Linked DNA regions of Homo sapiens: region 2 is linked to region 1. Evidence: read pairs that join two places in POLR2A ChIA-PET (ENCODE). Cell type or tissue: OCI-LY7. All regions are shown on one strand. Each heading gives the region's core, and the rest is flanking DNA. Links, peaks and the distances in the headings are about the cores only. Region 1 overlaps AKAP13 (A-kinase anchoring protein 13). Region 2 holds the start of LOC124903546 (a long non-coding RNA gene).

Region 1 (12,524 bases), core at 2,132-10,131:
CTGACCATCCTTTCTTTCCTAGGTAGAATTGGCCACTCCCTTGTGTCTTCCTTGTTTTCATATCTGTTTCTCTTGGAACATATCTACTTTGAAGGAAAAGACTGTATTTTTACTGTTCTATCTGCAGTACCGAACACAATATGCCTAGTAATAACTGCTTACTGAATTTTGGCGAATGAGTGAATAACTAAAATAATAATGGGACATTTCAGGGGTTGATATTTCGGCCTGCAATCTTTTCGGCTCTGTTATCCAACCTGTTGCCCATTAGATCCAGCAAGTTTGGTCAGGGTGTGCTCTCTGTCCTCATCCAGCTTACTGACTCAAGTGTTGACGGAGGCAGAGTTGAGGAGGACATTTTTGATGCCTGATTTCTGATATGTTCAAGTACTCAAATTTGCACATTTTAATTTCTTTGTATTTTTGTCTCAATAATGTGAAAGAACAACAAAACTTCAAAATGTTGTGTGAGTAGGTGGTTCTTAAACTCTTTCTTGGGTGAATGAATATTATAAGACTATGTTGGAAAAGCATTCTTATATTTCTCAGGGTAAAGGAACTTTTGAGGTATTCTATGAAGACTTATTAAGGCTGCAAGAAGCTGAAATTGGGAAGCCTGTCTGTTTTTCTAGTCTGGCCCTCAATTTGCATTACATCTTTGAAATAGCCTGAGTATACTGTCTTATGGTTGATGCCCCTTTTAGACGGTCAGAGTCTTAGCCCTTCTAGAGGTATATTGAGATTGGAAAATCACACTGTGTTATGACTTTTCGTGGTTTTAGTAGTTGTCCTCTAAGTTTGGACTATTTAAAATCTCTAGTAGCAGATGAGAGGTAATAACTCTTTGGAAACAGACTGAGATAAAATTAAGTTTTGGTAAAATCAGTCGTGATTTGTAGCTTGGAAGAATAGGCATATTAGCATTTTAACAATATAGCTTTGATGCTTTAAAGAACACCAGGCTACTAAAGAGATGTCTTGGTTCTCTCAGATGAGTTCTGTTGTATCACTTTCAGATATTTTGTTCTTTATCCAAGCAAAGCACAACAAGTAGTTTCTAATATGAACTGGATTTGTAGAATTTTGTATGAAGTCTGACTTAAAATATAATTAAATTAACATTTGGGGAATGAGTTTAGTCTTTACTAATTTTTTTAGGTCAGAGAGCATAACTTCTGTGAAGCTGCCCCCATTTCACCCTTCATGCTTCACAAATACTTGTAGAATATTTTCATTGCCTTGCAATTAGGAGTTTACATACAGGTCTCTCCTAACAGATTGAGAGCTCCTTGAGGGCTGTGACTACCAGTTGATCTGGCCCTTATTAGGTGTGTAAATTTTTTTTTTTTTTTAATCAGACTTTTGCTCTTGTCACCCAGGCTGGAGTGCAATGGCGTGATCTCAGCTCACTGCAGCCTCTGCCTCCTGGGTTCAAGCAATTCTCCTGCCTCGGCCTCCCCAGTAGCTTGGACTACAGGCGTGCACCACCACGCCCAGCTAATTTTTGTATTATTAGTAGAGATGGAATTTCACCATGTCAGCCAGGCTGGTCTTGAACTCCTGACCTCAGGTGATCCACCCGCCTTGGCCTCCCAAAGTGCTGGGATTACAGGCGTGAGCCACCGCACCAGGCCAGGTGTGTAAATGTTTAAGAGGATAAATGAGAGATGTCATGTGCGGATATATGTCCTATTGCAACCAGAAAGTGCCTCTATTAATAAGGAACTGCATATAATAGTGCCTTCTAGAATAGATAGACCTGAGGTTAGGGCTGTAGTTGCTATGTACAGTGGATATTACTATTGGGTGTTCCTGTCAGCAGGATTACCTCTTTCCAGGTAGTTCCAGATTGTGACAAATGGATTAATCTGGTAAAGACAGGTGCTGTTTTAGGTATAAAGTTTAGCATTGATCCCTAAGTTTACTTCTGGAATAGCTGCTCATCTGGAGTCATCATTTGCAGGCCATTTCTGGTGGACCCACCAGCTGCAAGATACAGATTTATTATTTGACCTGTTTTCCTCCAGTGCAAGGATACTGTGACTGTTAAGCAGCATGCATTAAATAACTAACTCATCTGTTAATAAGTGTGCACATAGACTTTGGCCAGAACACATTAGACCCCTGAACAGAGAATCTTAAAATACTAATGCATTTATTTTAGGTGGCAAAGAACTAGATTAGTCAACTAAAAGCACATGAAAACTGTCAACTCCAGTTTTACAATCTACATGCCATGTCGATACAGAACTTGTGATAATGTGAATGGCATTTTTAGCAGAGAATTGTAGTATTTAAAGACAAAAGTTCATGAGTGTTCTGAAATAATGGTACTTTTTCTCAACCTCTCGCTACATGGGAAAGGCAGCCTTCAATAATCTCTCTTCCAAGTAACATATAGGGCAGTACTAAAGAAAACTGAATCAGCTGGTTGTGATGGCTCACGCCGGTAATCCCAGCACTTTGGGAGGCCAAAGTGGGTGGATCACCTGAGGTCAGGAGTTCGAGACCAGCCTGGCCAACACGGTGAAACCCTGTCTCTACAAAAAATACAAAAAATTAGCCGGGCATTGTGGTGGGCACCTGTAATCCCAGCTACTCGGGAGGCTGAGGCACAAGAATCACTTGAACCCAGAAGGCGGAGGTTGTAGTGAGCCGAGACCTCGCCATTGCACTCCAGCCTGGGTGACAAGAGCGAAACTCTGTCTCAAAAAACCAAACCAAACCAAACCAAAACAAAACAGAATCTGCATTCCCAAGAGTCCATAGTAGAGGAGGAAGAACTGCCAGTGCCTTTTTAAAACGCCAGTTTATAAGAGTTGTGCCTGATTCTGTTTCGATGCTAATAAAGGTAATTCACTTTCAACTCAGACATACTGCTTTATAAAACAAACATGTTTAAAACAGTAGCATTAAAACATTATAGTTTGTTTTATAGAGGAATAATCTGACACCTAGAGAGATTACGTGGTTTGTACAAGGTTCTTTCAAATTCTTAACTAGTTTAGAGGCTCACGATCGGTCTTTTTAAAGTAGCTTTTCCCTTTCCAAAATAGCTTTTCTTATCCCTCCTTGCCTTTCATTTTGTAACTTTATAATAAAGTCAGTATGCCCTAATCACTTTCTTTTGTTTGAAGTAGCCAGCATGCATCTGACAGACATGCAGTTAGACAAAGGCTCAGTGCTTTAAGCATTGACAGTGAAGAGAGTTCAGTGATTTTATGTTACTTTGGAGATGTGGGGAGAAACAGAGATGCAGTATCTCAGGAACATTCAATTTTATGCTTTCTCTGAGCTATAACATCATGACTGCAGTTGGTTAAGTTTCAGTGTAATTTTAGTCATTCTTATCCTTATTATCTATTCACTTTGTAGCGCTTTTAAACAAACATCTGGCACTATCTTAGTTACCTAGTTTTATGTACTTTCCACGTCCCTTGTGACTTCATGCTGGCCTCTTGTTGCCAGCCTGTTACTGCCCTCATTGTGGAGGAAGCTGAGATTTTCTACCAGGCTCAGCCATGGAATAGTGACAATTGGTGTTCAACACAATGACACAAAGCATTACAGCATTATAAAGAACTGTTGAATTGTTTGAAGATATTTTTTAAAAGTTTAAAAATCTGCCTTATTGGCTGGGCGCGGTGGCTCACGTCTGTAATCCCAGCACTTTGGGAGGCCGAGGCAGGCAGATCACAAGGTCAGGAGATCGAGACCATCCTGGCTAACATGGTGAAACCCTGTCTCTACTAAAAATACAAAAAATTAGCCGGGTGTGGTGGCAGGTGCCTGTAGTCCCAGCTACTCCGGAGGCTGAGGCAGGAGAATGGCATGAACCCAAGAGGCGGAGCTTGCAGTGAGCTGAGATGGTGCCACTACACTCCAGCCTGGGCGACAGAGTGAGACTCCGTCTCAAAAAACAAACAAACAAACAAACAAAAAACTGCTTTATTTAGGGTATAATTTAAACACAATAAAATTCACCCATTTTAAGTGCTTAGGTCAGTTGGTTCTGATAACTGCGTACGTAACCACCACCACAATCAGCAAATAGAACATTCCTATCACTCCCAGGTTTCTTGTCCTTTTGTAATCGCCTCCCCCCATCCCTGGGTCCAGGCAAGCACTGGTTTACATTGTGTCACTACTTTTGCCTTTTCTAGAATTGCATAAGAATGGGATCGCATAATAGGTAATATAAGTCTTTGAACTTATACTAGCTCTGTTTATTTTTTCAAACTGATTTGAATATTTTAAGTCATTTGCATTTCCATGTGTTTTTGAATCAGCTTGCCTTATGAAAGACTACTGGTGTTTTTATTAGAAATGCATTAAATTTGTAGATCAGTTTGGGGGAAAGTTGACATTTAATGATATTAAGCTAATATATTTACCATGTATCTCTCTATTTTAAAAGATCTTTAGTTTTGTATTTTTTTAAGCAAGTTTTTCGGTCTTCAGTATACAGGCCTTACACATTTCATTAAATTTGTCCTTAAGTATTTCATGGTTTTTTATGCTGTTACAATTATTTGAAATTTCAACTTGTAATTGTTTAACAATGCTATGGTGAAGAATTGGTTAGATTAGATCTGAGTTTAAAGTCATATACTAGGTTAAAAAAAAAACAAAAAACAAAGCAGGAAGCTGGTGCAGTGGTGCCCACCTGTAGTCCCAAGTACTCGGGAGGCTGAGGCAGGAGGATCACTTGAGCCCAGGAGTTGGAGTCTAGCCTGGTCAATATAGTAAGACCCATCTCTTAAAAAAAAAAAAAAACAAAGACAACAACTCAACAAATTTTCAACAAGTTATTGCCAGTCTAAATTGGGGTAATATAACACTCGTTCTGGATTTAGAAATAAAACATTTAAGAGAAGCTTCAGTGTTCATTCCCTGAATTTCAACTTTTCTGAACTCTTTTTGACATTTTAAAAAATGTAGACAAAGGATCTTGCTACGTTGCCCAGGCTGGCCTCAAACTTCTCAAGGGAGGAGATGCTCAAGCAATCCTCTCCCCTTAGCCTCCCAGGTAGTTGAGACTATAGGTGTGCACCACCACACCTAGCTTTGAACTCCTCTTAGTAGGAAACTCTTAGAGGATTTACATATTAAGAACTTCTCATATAGGGGAGGAATAAAATTAATTTCCCCACTTGAACTAAGATAATAAAAAATAAGGTTGTCATGAAAAATACAGACCTGGTGCTTTAAAACATTTTAGCATTTGTAGCTGTGTATGAAAAGATAAATAGCACTTATATAACAGAAATGCATAATGATAAACTGTTGTTTCTAGTAAATGTGGAAACAGGCCATATTACTATGTATGTGACACTTTAAATATTTAATATATGTGACATATACACAAGAATATAGCTAGAGAAACAGCTAGACATCTGCTAAATAGTACCCTTTCCTTTAAAATTACTACACTTCAAAAATTCAAAAAATACACATAGGTGTTTCATAAAATCACTGTTGTAACAGAATGACCCACGTGCTAATAATTTGGTCATAATAAGCACATAAGGAGCACAACTGGCTACTTTCCCTGAAAACTGTTACAGTCAAAAAGTAAATTAATTTAGGGAAAAAAGACTGAAGATTTCAAGGTACGGGGTCCTAAAAGTAAAGCTACTGCTTTGCAGGTTTTGTTAACTGGGCGCGGGTGTGGGGGTGGGAGTAAAGAGTAGGGATGTAGGCTTACAGACCCAGGTTGTCAGGAGAGCAATTTGATGTGGAAGGCACAAGTAAGAGAAGATGTAAACCACGCAAACAAAAAGTATTTGAAAGGGAAATAATTCAATTCAGCAAATATTTGAGTGCATACTCTGGACCGAGATTATAGATAGAATGAACTATAAAAAGTCCAAATAAACCCTCCAGAGAATGCTGAGACCTTGGCTTTCTGATTCTCCACATAAGTTAAATAGGCCCCACAGGAGGCCCCCACTGCAACACGCAGTTGGTTCAGTGCTAGATTAGTCATCGTTAGAAGATGGCCAGAATTCAGACTGATCTGAAAAACCAAAGAACTCAGGTTGCTTCAAAAACCCAGAGACAGCCAAAGCTCAGAATCAACTAAACATCCCATGTCAACTGAAGAATGATGGACTGCTTTGGTCATAGTAAGAGGGTCATGAGAGGGGAGGGAGGTGAAGCCCAACCTCTTGCTAGCCAGGGGCCTCCCTCCTCTGTAGAAAACAGAGTTAATAACCACTCGCCTGAGAGGCCTGTGGTAGGTCAAATGAGATGCCATCTGTGCAGCAATTTAGTGCACAGGAGATGTTCTGTAAACTTCATCTTTCACTGACACTAATCCAGTAAACAGGCATACCTGACTTGGGATAAGCAACAAGAAAAAAATGATAATGGGAAGCAATGAGGAAATAAAATCCTCACTTCTTACTTGAACAGCAGAATCCTTAAGAAATACAGCCCACTCAACTACTAGTTTGAAAGTTTAAAGTCTCTGTGATATCAGTTCTTTCTCTAGGTGACTTACATAGGATGAAAAAAGTGTTCCCAACTGTAAACATGGGTTTCTGTATCAAACATGTGGCTGACTCTCCATCAGCAGGAGTAGCAGTGGTTAAAAAACACAAGCTAACATGTTCTCAGCTCTTCCTCCAAGAGGTAAAAGCTCATAAGCCCATTATTTTCGTAGTTTAAAACATATATTCCTGATTCCTTTCTTTCCCTCTGCCCCACTCCCCAAATGCTGTCTTTAAATAGTCAGATTCTCTGCTAAAAATGCCATTCATGTTGTCACAAGTTCTGTATTGACCTGGCATCAGTGTTGATAATTAATTTTCATGTGCTTTTAGTTGGCTAACCTAGTTCTTTGCCACATAAAATAAATGCATTAGTATTTTCAGAAATATCCTTGCTTGGTGTATAAGAGCAAGAATGACTGTCTAAGGGATTACTCATGTCAGGAATGTTTTATGATTAGAAATTCCCCATTAGAAATAAAATTTTTCATTGAAGCGATTAACATTAACAAAATCTTTAATAGGGGACTGCTTAGAATATTGAAGTTTTCCTCATATCTGTAGAATTTTCACTTAATTATGACATATACAAGTTTTTAATTTGAAGTCTTCATTGTTTAAAACTTTTCCTTCCAATTTTGATAGGTGGTTTAACAAAAACCTACCACCTTGTGTTTCCAGTGTCATTGTTCTCAAGATGTTAAAGGCTTAGTATTGTGAAATTATAACATTGAAGACAATATTTATTCTCAAGACAAGAACCAGTCTAATAATTAACAAGGTAACTGACATTTTTAACGTCTCTGATCCCCTCTGACACTTGTGTGACTCGTTCGATAGTCACATAACGTGTGTGAGAAGGTGGGCCGTGCCTGCCTTGGAAATCATTCCTAACAGGTCTCGCATTTGTCCAGGTAAGGTCATCCAGCTCAGTAATGTCCTCATTTGTGTGAGAGCCTACCTGCCTATATTTAGTCTTTCCAGGTGGTTTATAATTGGTTTAGCCCATTGGACAGCCTGCTTTTTGGTTGATAGAGGCTGGGGAGGATGAAGGAAGTGTAAAGGCTTGAATTTGGCAGTCTCTTTGCCGGATATCTATTTTAACCCCTCCTGAAGTTAATTTACATAAAACCCAGCTGTGTAAGAATTTTTCTAAATTTAAAGTTTATTCTTATTACCGTAGGGATAGGAATGTCAGCACTCACTGAATTATGGCCTTCCTCTCCTGTGTCTGGACCTCCTGGCAGCTTATGGTTCCCGTTTCCTTTGGATAACAGGATACAGCTGGTGGCAAAATTCTCACCTGTGGAATGGCCATTGGGAGTTTTCTTCTCCATATAGATCTTTGCAAAGCAGCAGAAACCATTTTTGCAGGAAACCACAAGCCTGTGTTAAACACCAAAAGAGAATTGAAATAACATGTCCATGAGTTCCTCTTTCCAGAGGTACCAACCATCATGTGGGATCCTAAGTATAGTGTTAAGTAGCTCTTTGTCCTCCCCTTCACTTTGAGGTTGTCTAGTTATATGATGTTGAATTCCCCAGCTCTGGTCCCTATTACCTCTCTGGCAGATTAAGCAAATTGCTTCAGGCTGGATTGCTTAACACTTAGCAGAATTCATGCTGCCTTTAATGAGCTACCAGTTTAACCTTCTGGGGCTAGAGTGATTTTTAGACATTTTTGTTTTGATGAGTTGATTTTTGTACTTATAGCTATAACTGTGGATCCCTTGCCATCAAACTATGGTGCAGCAAAGCAGCTGATGAATTTCTCTGTCTCTGATGTTCATGTCAAACAGTTATTTCTCTAGCATTCATTGGGGGCTCAGTACTGTGCCAGGTGCTGTGGCATGAGCAGTAGTGGTGTGGAGGGTGCTACAGGAGACATCTGCAATGCAGTAGACTAGATTAAAAACAAGTTGGGGAGAGAAGGCAAGCACAAAAATAAAAGAAAAATAGAAGATAGTATTTGACTTACTGCTGATAGTGTGGGTTAGATTATCAGTGATAATCCTATTAAAATCAGCAAGGGTGGAGGGCATGAACATGAGCAAAGACTTGAGGACTGGACTGAGCATGGTGCATGCATGTGAGGTATGCAGGGACTGGATGGAAGGTGTGGTATGGAAGAAAAGAGTGCTCAGTAAGGCTTTATAGATAATGAGGGACCCTGAACACTCTTTGGAGGCACCAGAGGGGTAGTGGGGGCATGGTGGATGGCTTCTGAGAGCTCACCAATGATAAATGGTATGTTTAATAGAGTACCTTATCTGTTGGAATGTATATTTTCCTCACCATCACCTTTTATTTAGAATTAGGGATCGACACAGTGATGAGGATGTCCTGAGAGATGTGGTAGCTGAATGTGATAGAAGGTTAGTGCTGAAAGGCTATCATGTAATTCATAACAGGCAAGAAGAATAGGAGCTTACTTTATTATTTTCTTATTGCCTACCACTGTGTTAAACCTTTAACTACACATCTTTAATTTTATGTATTCTCATTTTACAGATGAGGAAAATAAAGCTTGGTAGTTAAGTAACTTGTCCAAGGTAACACAGCCAGTAAGTGCCACATTTACAACTCAATTCTAGGTCTTTTTGTCTCTGTCTCTGAATTACGTTAGTACTCTAATTTTTATCCTTACATTAGTCTGTTGGGGTCATCAAATGATTCTTAAATACTAGAAGGTTGTCTCTAATCTTAATGAGGACTCTGCAATCATCCTTTCCTTTAATAACTATTCATCCAAGTGGCTTGTCTATCGTTGTTGTAAAATAAGTACGTTTAATTTTTTACAGAAGAAATGTAGTGGGCTTAATCATGTGCTGGCCATGTGTGTCTGTGGATGCAGCATTTAGGAATATGGGTCCCAGAGTACAGGGCTCCATCTTTAAGCTCTGGAGGTTGGAAGCTCTAGGAAAACTAAGGTGGGTTAAATGTGTTCCCAAAACTGTGATCACATTTTATGTTTATGCTTTTCTCTCCCTTTCTCGAGTCATGGTAGGTTACTATTTGAGTGCCATGCCCTAGAACTCCCTAAAGTAAAGGCACTGGTATCCCAAAAGAACTGTTCTAAAAGATTACTTACTTCTGTGAAGGCAGAGAGGGTGCTACAGAATGAAAATAGCATTTTAGGAAGGTTGAGTCAGAGGTGCGAGTGGGGCATAGAGAGATTTTCTCAGGGTGATAAGGCCCTGGTGCTCAAGTCTACAAGCAGAGACAGGCACATTGGCAGTGAGTCCTCCTTGGGGAAGAAGAATGATCTGGGCTACTTCCAAGACCCCTTCTACCTGTAAGTTCTTGTAATTTGGGATTGGGATTAAGAAACTCCAGAGGCTGGTGTAAATTGATGGGGCACCAGCTGTTGTTTGCTGCACCTCAGGGAAGTCATGGTGGGAGTCTGGCCTGGCCCTGTTGGCTGGGGCCCCCAACAGATCCTTGCTGTGTCTGGGTTTGAGTTTACGCTACACAATTACAAACTTTTTCCAGTGCTGCTTTTTGTGAATCTTTGAACCTGCAGTTGTGAATGAACAGAAATTTGAACTGAGCTTAAAAAAAGGAAAAAAAAAAAAAAAAAAAAAGGCAGAGCTTTGTTGATACCACTGCCATTATAGGGCCATGATTTCTTTTTTCCCCATTTAGCTGCAACACATTTATTTTTCCCTTGTATAATGGCTGAGATTTCTTTAGTATGGAGCTGTGTCACAGTGGTTTATGTATTTTCTTCTCTCTCCCTGCCTCTGTTTCTAAGGCTGGGCAACTTTGAGGTATGTGGATTGACCTGGATGCCTCTTGTGACTCCTTCCCCACGATCCCCTGCGTGCACTTCCTATTCATCTTTGTAGTTCTCAGCTACTCACTGTGCTGTCATATCTGGCGCGTGCTGTTCCTTCTATCCTGTGCTTCTCCTCCTGTGTCCACTTGGTGGAACTTTCCCCATGGTTTGCTTCTTCCAGTAATCTCTGTCTGGACCCCCCATCTTCTAGAGAGTTTATTGCTCCTTCCTGATCCTTGTAACATTTTTATTATTGTGCTCATCATACTGTAATATCTGTTTACATACATATGACCCTTTACTAAAGTGGTAGGAACCACATATTATTTATTGCTAAAGCTCAATAACTTAGTACATGTAATATTTTAGGGGCTCAGAAATGTGAAATTATCTCCCTTTATTGAGTTTTTATGTGCCAGGCACATATTATAAATATATGTCAAGAAAAAGATAACCTAAACACGGAAAAGATTATAGTGTACTCTCCTACACAACTTTCAAATAAACTCTAAAATGATTATAAGGATGTCAGAGTTCTGATTTTTTAAAACTACATTTAACTTACTATTTTAAATTATTTGTATTTCATTATTGTAAGAGTTCTGATTTTTTTTCCATGATAATTACATTGATTTGGTGTTTGTGCATGTGTTTGGCCCAAACTCAGGATCATTTATGCCTTTTGGGTAATCCAGCGTTGATAAAGAATAAATTAAATGAGTGAACGTGGGTGTTACTGTTTTGTCGTTGCTGTTGTTTTAATTTGCTATGTTCTTTTGTTTTACTGTTGAATGTTACCCTGTGTTAGACTCTTCATTTCCTTCATGTCATGCCTGCCTCCTTTGTCCCACTCCCAACCCCTCGCCTTACCCATTTGGGCTCAGTGCTTTGTGTTTTGTCTTGGTGGCTAGTAAGTACCATCATATGATAGTGGGGCAGAGCAGGGCTAACTGTTCCGTATGAGAATCAGACACATATTATGAGTCTTAACATCATTTCCCGAAGTGTGGGTCATGATTCCAGAGCAAAGGATCACCAGATTTGGTCTCCCGATTTCTACTCTTTCTGGTCCTGGGAATGAGAATCAGCCTTATTTAACAAGGCCTTAAACTGATGTTCATGTGTACTAAGGTTCAAGAATCGCTGCTTAAAACTAACTGCTCAATTATTAATGTAGCTGCAAACAAAAGTAAAGCATTCATGAGGGTCTTGTAAGACTTCCTCAGTCCCTTATTCAGGAAATATATTTGGCCCATGTGGTATTTTACTTTTTTGATAGAACTTGGCATCTTCAACAGGAAAAGCGTATTTACTTTTTGTATCCTGGTCTTCTTCCGTTGTTCAGAATTTCTAGCTCATATTCCCAGCCTCCCCAACCAGGGCATAACATTTTTATAGCCACCAGCCCAGGCTCCGTGGGTTGAAGGAAAGAGTTTTTGGATCCTGTTATTTTCCTGGAGGAAGAGCTGAACATTGACTCTTTTACAAGAATCCAAAGTATGCATTGTCATTTCCATGTTAACCCTCACTCGAAATTTTTGTGGGTTTTGAAGGATTGACTGTAGCCCAGTCTTAGCAGGATCCCTGGCCATGGAAATTCATTTGAAGCACATTGTGCCATGGAAGTACCCTGCAGGTAAAAATGCTCTATTTATACTTGGCTGAGTCCCAGACAGCTGCTGTCTGCCTGTTGGGACTGGGAGCAGATGTAGGGGTGATCTGCCCCCTCCTATTTTTTTGTGGATTTGGAAGCTTCCCTGTTGAGAGTGACAAAAACCCTGTCAATTGATGTGGTAGGTATGTCAGACCTGGACAGCTGGTCCTTAGAAAATATGCTGAGATCACCAAGTTAACAGGTACAGAAGGGTTTCCAGTTTGTTATATGATGTTGGGCCTGTGACTCCCCACCCCCCTTTTTAGGGACATGTCATTAATGGTGGAGCGCTTGTTAAAGGCTTCTCTTGTAGCATGTGTAGGTGTGGCTAAAGAATAGTGAATTTGATTGATGTTAATGTACATCTGGATACATTCTCATTTTAATTTTTTTTTATTGGTTCTAGGGACTTTTGGTAAAGATTGTGGATGTCTTCAGTTTTACACATTTAGGAAACAGTGTCTTTTTACTTATTTCCAGTACAGTTGTGATGTATTGAATGACAAGGGACTTTAAAACAGACATGCTGTGTATAATGTTTTCTTCCTGATTAAAAAGTAATATCTGTTCATTATTTGAATAGTTACAATTAAGAAAC
Region 2 (12,524 bases), core at 1,555-9,554, 86 kb before region 1:
GCTAAGTGAGTCCTGTGGAGAAGCGTTCCTGGGCTTTTCTGGTTTGGTGGGCCTTGTGTTATAAAACCAATTTTCTTCACCTGATGAAGCTAAAGACAAATTTTCTTCAGGTACAGCCATTGCACTTTTAAATTACAGAGCCGCTTTTAGGATTCACAGTACTCGCTCCATGGCTTCCCTTCCTGGTTGTGTGGTTTTGTGTGTGTGATTGTGGGGAAGGAGGTTGACAGAGGTTGGAAGGGATTGTCAGGGAGGGACATAATGTAAGCAAGTACTACTTACAACATGACGTGACGAGTGCACTAGTTGCTTTCCTTCTCTGGGCGGTGATGGCATGTTATACTGTAGGTACTATTGTTTTAGGATTTCTCACACTTCTTTTGCCTTGACTAAATGGTAACTGCACACATACTATACTATAAATGGACTCCTCCTCTAGTCCTTTAACTCCTTGAGGGCTGTGATAGACCTTATTTAGCTTTTTACCCTCTTTGCCGGTAGTCTTAACATAGTGCAGGCACGGTACGTGTTTGAATTGGGTAAATTATTTTTACTGCCTAGTGGTAGCTAGCGTACACAGGAGAGAGCCACTAACTGGGGACCTGTCCAGAATGACAGTTCACTTGCAGATCTGTGATGACATTTACTTTAAAAGGATTTCTAACCTTTTTTTAATCTGTCAATTATTTTTTGAAAAGAAGTGGGTTTAACTAGCGCTCTAAGGATTTCAACAAGAGGTTCCAATTTAGAAATCAGCCCCCCCCTTTTTGTGAAATTATTATTGTTTTTTTTTAGAGTCGGAATCTTCACTGTTGCCCAGTTGTCTCTAACTCCTGGACCCAAGCCATCCTCCCACCTCAGCCTCCCACAGTGTTGGAATTACAGACGTGAGCCACTCCACCCAGCCAGTGAAATTATTAAAATTGTTGGACAAATCTAGTCACAACTCTCCCTCCATTGTGAAATTGGAAAAAAATTAGAAATTTTAGAAAAAAGTACACCCTTTGGAACTAGGTAGCGTTCAGATCTCCACACTTCCATTGACTAGTTGCATAGCCTCTCAGAGCTTCAGTTTCCTACTCCATAAGCGTTAGTAACAGTGTTCTTAGGAATCAGTGAAACTATGTGAGGTACTTAACTACAGTATCTAACATGGAGTAGGCAGCTATTACCTAGTAGCTGTAATGATAATAATTTTGGTACATTTTTACATGACTTAAGCATTCTTAAAAGTCTGATGCTTCTGAGTGTAGAGGTTTAGCTATTTCTTTCATAAAGAAGGGGCCTTGAGACTTGTGAGTCTTATCGAAGTCTATTTCTTCAAAGGTGCCAGATGAACTGAAGGATAATGGAAACAATAGCGAGTTTATCTTCTCAGTCACCTGTGAGTCTTCCTTTGAGAGTGGGACTTGCAGAGTGGCTTGGTAGGGTAGAGCTCTTTGTGACTATGCTATTTGGGCAACAGTGAGAGATGGATTGTTTTCAGTACATCAGTCATAAGAGGATATGAGTTCCAACTTTATTTTACCTTAGTCTTGGCAAATAAGTGTGGATTGTGTCTGTATTTCTCAAACTTGTTTAAGGTAGAGCTGGACTGGGTGTTAACAGTGTTAGTTCAGTACAGAGACATGAGCAAATCACTCACTTCCTCTTCAAGATAACACTTTAAAGGTGACACCATTTACAGAAGAAGGCAGTGATTTAAATCAGTTATACTAGCATAGTTTAGAATACTTACACTACCTAGATGGAGTAGATACATTCTAGAAATATTTACCTGTTAAGGACATTTCTTTAGATTTTATTCCATCTTTCCATTAGTTTTCTGATGAAGAGATTATAGTAAACCTTTAAAAATTATATTTGATCAAACTTACAGATTGAGGATAAACCTTTAAAAATTACAGTTGGTCACACTTACAGATTGAGGGTAAAAACATTCCTGACAAAGCTAGGCGAAGAAAGTTGGACTTTTGATGTTCCCTTCTTTTAAAGTTAACATCTGGCACTTGAATAGACTTGGTTATTACTGATGGGGACAGGCATCCATTTGGAAGTAGCTTCCCTCTCTCTTTCCCAGGTTAGGCTGTCTTACTGCTGTAAATGGGGAGAGACGAGAAAGCTGTGGGTGGAAGAAAGTTTGTTTCATAGCCTGGCGCAGTGGCTCACGCCTGTAATCCCAGCACTTTGGGAGGCTGAGGCGGGCGGATCACTTGAGGTCAGGAGTTCAAGACCAGCCTGGCCAACATGGTGAAACCACATCTCTACTAAAAATACAAAAACTAGCCCGGCAGGGTGGCAGGTGCCTGTAATCCCAGCTACTTGGGAGGCTGAGGCAGGAGAATCGCTTGAACCCGGGAGGTGGAGGTTGCAATGAGCCGAGATCATGCCACTGTGCTCCAGTCTGGGCGACAGAGCGAGACTCCGTCTGAAAAAAAAAAAAAAAAAGGTTTGTTTCATGCATCTGTCCTCACTGGTCAGTGGAAGAAAGTTTGTTTCCTGCGTTTGTCCTCATATTTATAGTTTTCTCGTCCACCTACAAGTTGATTGTGACGTTATGAATAGAAGATGAATGGATAATGTGTTTTTGTCAGACCTTGCTGTAAGGATGGACCTGGTACTGAAATACCGTGATTGTATGAACATTTGTGTGGGGCAATGCTGTGTTCAGTGCCTGGGGAATGTGGATATCAGTGTGTTTGTATGATATGGGTGCTAGTATGGGAGAGAAGGAAAACGTGTGAGGTTTTTGACCATTTATGTCACTCTGTAAGCTCTTCTCTGGCTACTTTGGTGCTATAGTAGCAGAGTTGAGTAGTTACAACAGAGACCATGTGATCTGCAAAGCAGAAAATATTTACTATCTGGGCTTTTACAGAAGTTTGCTGACCCTTTTTCTACATAACCAACTGCAGTTATTCACAACAAGAAAGATTAACGTTAATTCTATAATATTATTCAATACCTATTCAACTTTCTCTATTTGTCTCCCAAATATCTTTTATAGTTGATTAAGAAAAATTTTGGACAGAGTAAAATTAAAGTTCACTCAGCACATCATTATGTCTCTTTAGTCTCTATTTTTTCATTCTTTAATTATTCATATGTATAGTTTACATTCACTAAAATTCCGCCATTTTAGTGTAACATTCTCTGAGTTTTGACAGGTGTATACATTCATATATCCACTGCTGCAAACAGGACAGTCCCTTCATCCTCCAGAATTCTTCTGAGCCCTTTTGTACTCAACCGGTTCTCTACCCCCAGACTCTGGAAATTGCTGATCTGTTTTCTGTCTCCATGGTTTTTTGCCTTTTCAAGAATGTTGTAAAAATGGAATCACACGGAATGTAGCCTTTTTATTCATTTGCCCAATGACTAATGATATTAAGTATCTTTTCATCTGATTATTTGTCATTCTTTGATGTCAATTCAAAATCTTTTGCTTAAAAAATGAGTTTTTGTATATACTTTGGAATCAAATACATGATTTGCAGATATTTTCTCCTAGTCTGTTTTTACTTGTCTTAATAATGTCTTTTTTTGTTTGTTTGTTTCGAGATGGAGTTTGGCTCTGTCACCTAGGCTGGAGTACAGTGGTGAGATCTTGGCTCACTGCAACGTCTGCCTCCTGGGTTCAAGTGATTCTCCTGCCTTAACCTCCCGAGTAGCTGGGATTACAGGCACACACCACCACACCCAGCTAATTTTTGTATTTTAGTAGAGATGGGGCTTTTCCATGTTGGCCAGGCTGATCTTGAACTCCTAACCTCAAGTGATCTGCCTGCCTCGGCCTCCCAAAGTGCTGGGATTACAGGCGCGAGCCACTGTGTCTGGCCTTCTTGTCTTAATAATGTCTTTTGAAGAGCAGAAGTTCTTAATTTTTATGATATCCAGTGTTTTTTTGTTTTTTTGTTTTTTCCCTGAGTGGATCATGCTTTTGGTATAATAGTTTAGAAATCTTTGCCTAACTTAAGAGCTCAAAGACTTTCCCCTATATTTCCTCCTACAAGTTATTATTTTTTTTTTTAGAGATGGAGTCTCACTCTGTCATCCAGGCTGGCGTGAGTGAGATCTTGTTCACTGGAATCTCCGCCTCCCGGGTTCAAGTGATTCTCCTGCCTCAGCCTCCTGAGTAGCTGGGATTACAGGCACCCACCACCATGCCTAATTTTTGTATTTTTACTAGTGATGGGGTTTCACCATGTTGACCAGGGTGGTCTGAACTCCTGACCTCAAGTGAGCCACCCACCGCAGCCTCCCAAAGTGCTGGGATTACAGGCGTGAGCTATTGTGCCCGGCTCGCCTAGAAGTTTTATCATTTAAAATTTTATATTTACATTTATTATCTGCTTTGATTTAATTTTCCTAAATGGTGCAAGGTATGCATTGAGTTTATTTTTTTGTGGATGGATTTACAATTTTTCCAGCAACAGTTTTTGAAAAGACTGTCCTTTCTCTGTTGATTACCTTTGTGCCTTTTTTTTTTTGCAAGTTGATCATAAATGTGTGGTTTTGTTTCTGGATTCTCTCTCCTATTCCATTGATCTGTGTCTTTCATTTCTCTATCACCTCACTGTTGATTACTGTCACCTTAGAGTAAGTTTTAAAATCAGGTAGTGTGAGTTATCTTATTATTTTTCAGAATTGTTTTTTGGGTATTTTAGTTGCATTGCCTTTTGTGCATATTTTAGATTCATCTTGCTGTTATCCACAAGTCCTGCTGGGTTTTTCTTTTTCTTTTTTTTCTTTTTTAAGATGAGGTCTCAGCCGGGTGTGGTGGCTCACGCCTGTAATCCTAGCACTTTGGAGGCTGAGGCGGGTGGATCACCTGAGATCAGGAGTTCGAGACCAGCCTGGCTGACATGGCAAAACCCCGTCTCTACTAAAAAATACAAAAAATAGCTGGGCGTGGTGGTGGGCGCCTGTAATCCCAGCTACTTGGGAGGCTGAGACAGGAGAATTGCTTTAGCCCGGGAGATGGAGGTTACAGTGAGCCGACATTGCGCCACTTTACTCCAGCCTGGGTGATAGAACGAGAGTCCGTCTTAAAAAAACAAAAAAAGATAGGGTCTCACTCAGTTGTCCAGTGTGGAATGCAGTGGTAGGATAACCACTCACTGCAGCCTTGATCTCCTGGGCCCAAGCGATTCTCCCACGTCAGCCTCCCAAGTAGTTGGGATCACAGTCATGCACTACCTGGCTAATTTTTTTATTTTTGTAGAGACAGAGTCTCTCTATGTTGCCCAGGCTGGCCTCAAACTCCCGGGATGAAGTGATCCTCCCACTGTGGCCTCCCAAAGTGTAGGGATTACAGGCATGACCCACCATGCCCAGCCTGCTGTGGTTTTTGATTGGCATTGTGTTGAAGCTGGAAATCAGTTAGGGGGCAATTGACATTTTAATAATGAGCCATGAACATGGTATATCTATTTAGACCTTAGATTTTTGATTAGTGTTTTGTAGTTTTTAGCAATTGGATCTTGCATGTGTTTTGTAATCTTATACATGTATTTCATGTATTCTGGTGTTGTTGTGAATGATACTTCTCAATTTCCAGTTGCTCATTGCTGGTATATAGAAAGATCATTTTATATTATTTGCTGACCTTGGATCCTACACCCTTGCTAAACTCATTTTTAGTAATAGAAGCTTTTTTTGTAGATTTTTGGAATTTTCTGCATAGACATTATTGTCATTGGCAAATAAGGGCAGTTTGATTTCTTCGTTTTCACTTTGTATACTTTCATTTCCTTTTTTTTTTTTTGAGATAGAGACTCGCTCTGTCACCCAGGCTGGAGTGCAGTGGTGCGATCTCAGCTCACTGCAACCTGTGGCCCCCCAGGTTCAAGTGATTCTCGTGCCTCAGCCTCCTAAGTAGCTGGGATTACAGGTGCATGTTGTCATGCCCGGCTAATTTTTGTATTTTTTTTTTTTTAAGTGGAGACTGGGTTTCACCATGTTGGCCAGGCTGGTCTCAAACTCCTGACCACAAGTGATCCGCCAGCCTCAGCCTCCCAAAGTGCTAGGATTACAGGCGTGAGCTACAGCGCTGGGCGTGATTTCTTTTTGTTACTTTGCTGAACTATCTAGGACCCTCAGTGTAATGTGTAATAGGAGTTTTACAAGTGGACATCCTTTCCTTTTTCCTGATGTTAGAGGGGAAAACACTGAGTGTTTGACCATTAATATGATGGTAGCCATAGGTGTTTGTTTTTGTAGATGTCTTTTATCAAGTTGAGGAAATTGTCTTCTATGTTTAGTTTGCTGAGAGTTTTTATCATGAATAGATATTGAATGTTGTCAAAGGTTTTTCTGTATTTATTGACATAATCATATGTTTTTTCTTCTTTAGTCTGGTGTAATACGTTGAAATAGCTTTGCATTCTTGTGATAATACTCATTTAGTCGTGATGTATTATTTTTTACATGTCTTTGGGTTCCATTTGCTACTGAATCTTTTTTTATTTCTTCCATTTGTTTCCCGTTATGTTCATTTTAAAAATAGGTTCTTGATCATATGTATAATATTCATGATAGTTGTTGAGTCCTTATCTGTTAAATGTCAGATGTCTCCTTGGGGGTAAAGTTATTTCAAACACAAGAACCATTGCTTTAAAGAGTATCATACTTTGTTTTGGCAAGTTAAGTTGCCAAACTTATGTGTGTAAGTTGCTTGTTACACCCCATTACTAAGGCATGAAGCTCCTGTAGTTTTCATTGAAGAATTGGGCTCTCCTTGAGGACTCTATTCTGGCAGTTGAGAACACAAATGTCTCCCAGCCCTGTGTGAACTTTGGAGATCATTTAGCTTACAGTTCCTGGGTGATTCTTTGCGTGCCCTCATGTATTTTTACAATATGCATGCTTGGCTTACTACTGGGTGTGAGACTCATGGGGCCTCTATGCTGATTTCTGGAGCTCCTTTTTCATACAGCTCCCTCCTCTTCTCTCGTACTCTGCAATTTTCAAACTCCTTAGCCTTCCCAAGCTATGTTTGTTTTCTAAACTTGACAAGGCTGTCATGTTGTGCTTGATCCTCCTCATTGCACCATGGTCTAGAAGGTACCTCCAGCCAGAAAGCTGGGGCGATTTTAGGGCTTATCTCATTTGTTCCCTTCTCTTTGGGACTGCAGTTCTGTGCTACCTGTTGTTCAGGCTCTAAAGGATGCTGCCTCATGCATTTTGTCCACTTTTCTAGTAGTTAGGGAGGATGCCAGGATAAATCTGGATCCAGTTACTCCGTCATGGTTAGCAGCTGAAGTCCTTTGGGTGAGTATGCTTTGTTGGTGGTTCTTAAAATTTCATTACAGGATTCTCAAAATCTTTGGGGGTATAAATAACAAAGAAGTATTTGTTGACTATCTTCTGACAGTAGCTCAGCCATTGCTTTGTGGGAAATACAAAACAATGTAGGTATCTTTTAGTTGAAGAGGCACATGGTACATACCTAAGATTAATCAAAGAAATGAATTGCTATGGTGATGAACAGAAAGAGAAGGATCACTATAATCTATTATTTTCTGTCCCCCCGTGGGGGAGTCTTCCAGTGAAAAGCAGAAAACCTGCTAGACAGATTCTAAAAGATCTGTAACACTTGTGATCTGGTGTTTTCATGTAGAAATGCTTGCTTTTGCGTTTTTGTTTCTTAGCATATATGCTTTATGTCGCAAGTTGTAGTGAGTCAGTGGGTAGAGTGCTGGCTCTTTCAGGTGCATTTGCTATTTATTTACTATGCAGCTTTAGGTAAGTTATTTGTCTCTGAAATCTAATCTTCTCTTTTCTCTTGGCAAATGGTTATATGACATACCTTGTAGGGTTGTTTGTTAATTTTTTCAAGTATCTTTTGTTTGTCAGGCACGGTTCTAGGTAATGGGAATTCAGTGACATCTGTAGTTGCTGCCGTTAATCTATATCCTATTGAGGGAAGTAGAAAATAAACGAGTGAACAAACAATTGCAGTCATGTCTGGTGGTGATGATTCTAGGAAGGATATGAAGAGTATTAGCAGAGATTGGGGAGGTCAGACAAGGCCTTACTGAGGAGGTGAGATTTGAACAGACCTGAAGAAAGTCAAGGGAGCAAGTCACATGAAGATTCAGAGGAAGTATGGAAGGAACATCAAGTGCAAAGGACCTGAGATGGGAGAATGAACAGGGAGCCTGGTGTGGCTGGAATGGGTGAGAAAGAGCGTGAGGAGATAAGGTTTGTATGTGTAGCCAGAGACCAGATCAAATAGGCTCTTAGGTATGGTGGGAAACAGCTGAAGGATTTGAGCAAGGCATGACAAGGTTGATTTAGGCTTTAAAAACTTTACTCTTGGCATAGGGAGCAGTAGTGGAAACGGAGAGACTAGTTAAGAGATTTGCAGTCGTTCAGGCTAGAGAAGATGGTGGCTTGGATTAGGGTGGTAGCAGCGAAAGTGGTGAGAAGCGGTTTGAATCCATATACGCTGAAAATAGAACTATAGGATTACTTACAGATTGGAAAAAGGTTCTAAAGGAAAGAAAGAAATTAAGGAGGATTCCTAGGTGTTTTACCTGAACAACTGGGTAAATGGGGAAGATGTGGAATCAGTTTGCTGAGAGGTTGAAATTGTGATTTCCCTGTTGACATGCTAAGTTTGAGATCTGTGAAATTTTTAAGTGAAGGTATCAGTAAGCATTTGGATATACAGTTCTGGAGTTCAGTGATGGTCTGGACTGGGTGTATGAATTAGAGAATTGTAGATAGAGAAGGGAGAGTGGGAGGTTTTAGTGGGAATTAGGGATATATAAAGCTCCATAATAGGGGCTCATGGCATAGTAGTTAATAATCATGACAGTCATAAAACAACCACCACTATGTATAGTAACTAAAGGAAGGCTAGATATGAATGAAGGAAGATGGTAGTGACCTAAAACAATTATCTTGCATATTATATCAGAATTAGTTAGGATTCTAAACATGCTGAAAACTTTTCTTCTCTAAGCATGATAAAAATATTAGTGAACTCTATTTTCCATTTGTAGTCTGTAAGGATATTGGTGATAGTGGAAAGATAATGACGTTTTTATGTGATGCTAGTGTATTATTTGAATGTACTTCACATACACATATACGAAGATAGTCTGGAAGGAGGCTACTGCAAAGTAGATGAGGGTAACTTTTGATCTTTTGATTTTCTGCAGAGTGTATATTTGTCTTTATTCTTTTCTTTTCTTTTTTTTTTTTTTTTAAGACAGGGTCTCACTCCTTTGACCAGGCTGGAGTGCAGTGGCGCGATCTCGGCTCACTGCAACCTCTCCCTTCTGGGCTCAAGTGAGTCTCCCACCTTAGCCTCCCCAGCAGCTGGGACCACCGGTGTGCACCACCACGTCCAGCTAATTTTTGTACTTTTTGTAGAGGTGGTGTTTTGCCAGGTTGTCCAGGCTGTTCCTGAACTCTTAGACTCAAGCGATCCACCCACCTTGGCCTCCCAAAGTGCTGGGATCATAGGTGTGAGCTATTGCACCTGGCCTCCTTATTCTTTTTTTTTGAGACAGAGTCTTGCTTTGTCACCCAGGCTGGAGTGCAGCGGTGCGATCTCGGCTCACTGCAACCTCCGTCTCCCAGGTTCAAGCAATTCTCCTGCCTCAGCCTCCCGAGTAGCTGGGACTGTAGGCATGTGCCACCATACCTGGCTAATTTTTGTATTTTTAGTAGAGATGAGGTTTCACCATGTTGGCCAGGCTGTTCTTGAACTCCTGACCTCGTGATCCACCCACCTCCGCTTCCCAAAGTGCTGGGATTACAGGCGTGAGTCACCATGCCCGGCTCTATTCTTATTCTTAATAAAAGGAGTTAATAATATTTTTTGAGGTTGGGCTCAGTTGGTGAGTTTCTAGGGTAGTGGGTTTCATTTGTTTGTGGTTGCTGATATTACTTATTCCATTTTTTTTTTTACTATGTATAGTCTATTGTCTTAAAAATGTGAGCCCTTAATAATTTTTTTTTTTTTTTTTTTTTGAGATGGAGTCTCGCTCTGTCGCCAAGGCTGGAGTGCAGTGGCGCTATCTCGGCTCACTGCAACCTCTGCCTCCCAGGTTCAAGTGATTCTCCTGCCTCAGCCTCCTGAGTAGCTGGGACTACAGGCGTGCACCACCACGCCCGGCTAATTTTTGTATTTTTAGTAGAGACAGGGTTTCACCATGTTGGCCAGTATGGTCTTGATCTCCTGACCTTGCGATCCACCCGCCTTGGCCTCCCAAAGTGCTGGGATTACAGAATAATCTTAATCGTAAATGGGAATCAGTTAAGAGTATTTTCTTTCTTTTTTTTGTTAAGAAATGAGGTTTTGCCGTGTTGCCTAGGCTGGACTTGAACTCTTGGGTTTAAGTGGTCCTCCCACTCCAGCCTTCCTAGTTGCTGTGACTATAGGCACACGCCACTGCACCTGGCTCTGGGTGGTTTTGAAATGAGTCCATAACAGTTCCTGGAAAAATTGTTAGCACATACTCTTCCCACCAGGCTAATCGTGGCACCATTTTGTTGAAAGGGTACTTTATGTTGCACTGTGGTGGGCAGATCTCTTCAGAATAATTGAACTGAGCATGAAGTTGTTTTGTTTTAAAATCTGAATTACACCATCAGCATTAACTTAGATTTTTAGAAGTATCCTTTTTCCCAGGTGATAGCTGTCCTAAAGGTGGTGGATATGACAGGGGCTTTTGACAAATTTGGCATTTTCAGTAATTCATGAATCACTTCTAAAAACATACTCAGTGATTTGGGTGGTATCTGTAAATTAATCTATCATCCTTGTCTTGGCATTTGAGTTCTGCCTTGTCTAAGTGGGTGTGTTTCTGGAGTGGGAGAAGGGAGGTCCGTTGTGACATTGCATGGAAATAATTTCTTTTACCTTTAACAAGCTGGAAGAAAATGGTTTTTGGATGCTTTGTACACAGAGTGTACATCCTCTTGGATGCTTTGTACACAGAGCGGCTGGGCTCAGAATAGAAAGGAACTATAGATGAGACTTTGCAGTTTGGGAGTTATTTGGGGAAAAAATACGGTAACAAGAGTTGGGAAGTAGAGTTCTAAGTGTTCATTTGATCACATGAAGCCTTGGGGGCTGGCTGAGGTGCTTCCTCTCTTCAGGGATTAAAGGCATGCATGGGTCAGTGGGCAGTAATAGCCAAAGCTTTTGCTTGGGCATTCCTGCCAAAATAGTGCTGTGTGTATGTTTAGAGCATAGAATAGTGTGTATGTCCAGTCTAGAGAGGTTTTTTGAGGTCATTTTCTATAAGGTGTTTTTGAAAAAGTAAAGTTACTATAAAGGGAAGAAGAAACTTTTGTGTGTTTACCTACGTGTTATGTTATCTACATTCTCTTAATTCCTTACAGTAATCCTATAAGACAGATATTATTCTTTCTCCCTTTTTTGATGAAAAAACTAGGGTTTAGAGATTTAAGTTTGCTTCTCTCAAGTCAATGAACTACAATTTTGATCTGGGACATTGTGACTACAAACATAACTCTAGTTTTATTATATATGCCATAAGTCACATTTTTTTCACTTTGATGTAATTATATCCAAAGTAGCTAGTTTAAAATTCCATCTTGTTCTTGGTGTAAATAGAAAATCATTGATTGTGGTCTGCTCTTAAAGTTTTCCTAGAATTCTTAAAAACATGCTAGGCTTCCATGTTTGTGCCTTGAAAGTAGCAGAAACTTGCCAATAGAATTGTGGAACTGTATTTTCCTTCACATACAGAAGCTTTGTGGATGGACATTAATAATTAACATTTACACATTTGTTCACATCTTCAAAGTGTTTTACAAACATTTAATTAGTTCATGTGTAAACTATATAGGAAGTTGAAAAACCAGTTTTTTAGGTTCATTTTAGTAGTACTGAAGTGTTAGGGGGAGAAGGAGTAAGCAAGCCCTCAGTAAGAAAAATACAGGTATGCACCATGAAGTTCTAAACATCTTTTCTTACCTGCCTAGCTTTCAGCCCAGTTTGGCTCATATCAAACATGTTTTTTGGGTGTATATCTTCTCTGTAATACAGGGGAGTGGATTATGTGGACCCAACAGAAGACAGGGTGGAATGGTTGGGGAAAGACCTGGGTCATGTAATGCAACTTTCTCTTCCGTAGTCCCTTAAATGTGAATTGTCCTTGATTCATCCCTTTGAGCATTTTGAAGGCCAGGATGTTGTTGGAGCAGAGACTCTGGCAAATGAATGGAGCATGCATGTTAATTTCTAGGGAAAAAATCTTTTATTTTTCACTCTTGATTTAGGAAATAATAGCTCTATAACTAGATACTTTGCTAGTTTCCTCACAACTGCTTGTCACCTGATTCCATCTCCTCTCCTCCCACCCCCTGGTAAAATGGCTTTAACTTGGCAAGGTTTGTAGTTGGAAGGAGACAGTAGTCCCAATTTAGCTGGGTTCTGTCACATAATTGACTGTGTGACCTTGAGCAGGTAGGTTACTGCTCTTTTGCCTTTGAGTTCTTTTGTTCTGTGAAATGGTATTTGCTGACTCACCTTTCAC

Evidence for each region. ChIA-PET counts read pairs that join two places held together with the same protein. Peaks named below come from ENCODE experiments on the same cell type or tissue, not always from the same donor. Only the 100,000 strongest peaks of a DNase experiment are listed, where the experiment ranks them.
Region 2: POLR2A ChIA-PET joins it to region 1 with 5 read pairs; 10 of 35 experiments call an interaction of 5 or more read pairs at or near these places.

The regions. Positions count from the first base shown.
Region 1 is chr15:85,467,581-85,480,104 of GRCh38, forward strand. The region is part of intron 1 of AKAP13 (A-kinase anchoring protein 13); the gene reads left to right. Among named protein-coding and RNA genes, the nearest start is that of AKAP13, 93 kb to the left of the region's middle. RefSeq lists a silencer at 8,080-8,139. In OCI-LY7, for the core only: a CTCF peak has its summit at 5,931; DNase peaks (open chromatin) are centred at 6,121, 7,591, 7,911 and 8,341; H3K4me3 peaks cover 5,681 bases; H3K27ac peaks cover 6,602 bases.
Region 2 is chr15:85,382,286-85,394,809 of GRCh38, forward strand. The region is part of intron 1 of AKAP13 (A-kinase anchoring protein 13); the gene reads left to right. It overlaps LOC124903546 (a long non-coding RNA gene), which reads right to left and starts at 2,112. Exons shown (of 3, transcript XR_007064747.1): 1 at 1,922-2,112; 2 at 1,778-1,825; 3 at 1,391-1,450. It also overlaps the pseudogene RNU7-79P. In OCI-LY7, for the core only: no CTCF peak of the experiment used is centred there; DNase peaks (open chromatin) are centred at 1,626, 5,866 and 6,841; H3K4me3 peaks cover 4,661 bases; H3K27ac peaks cover 6,647 bases.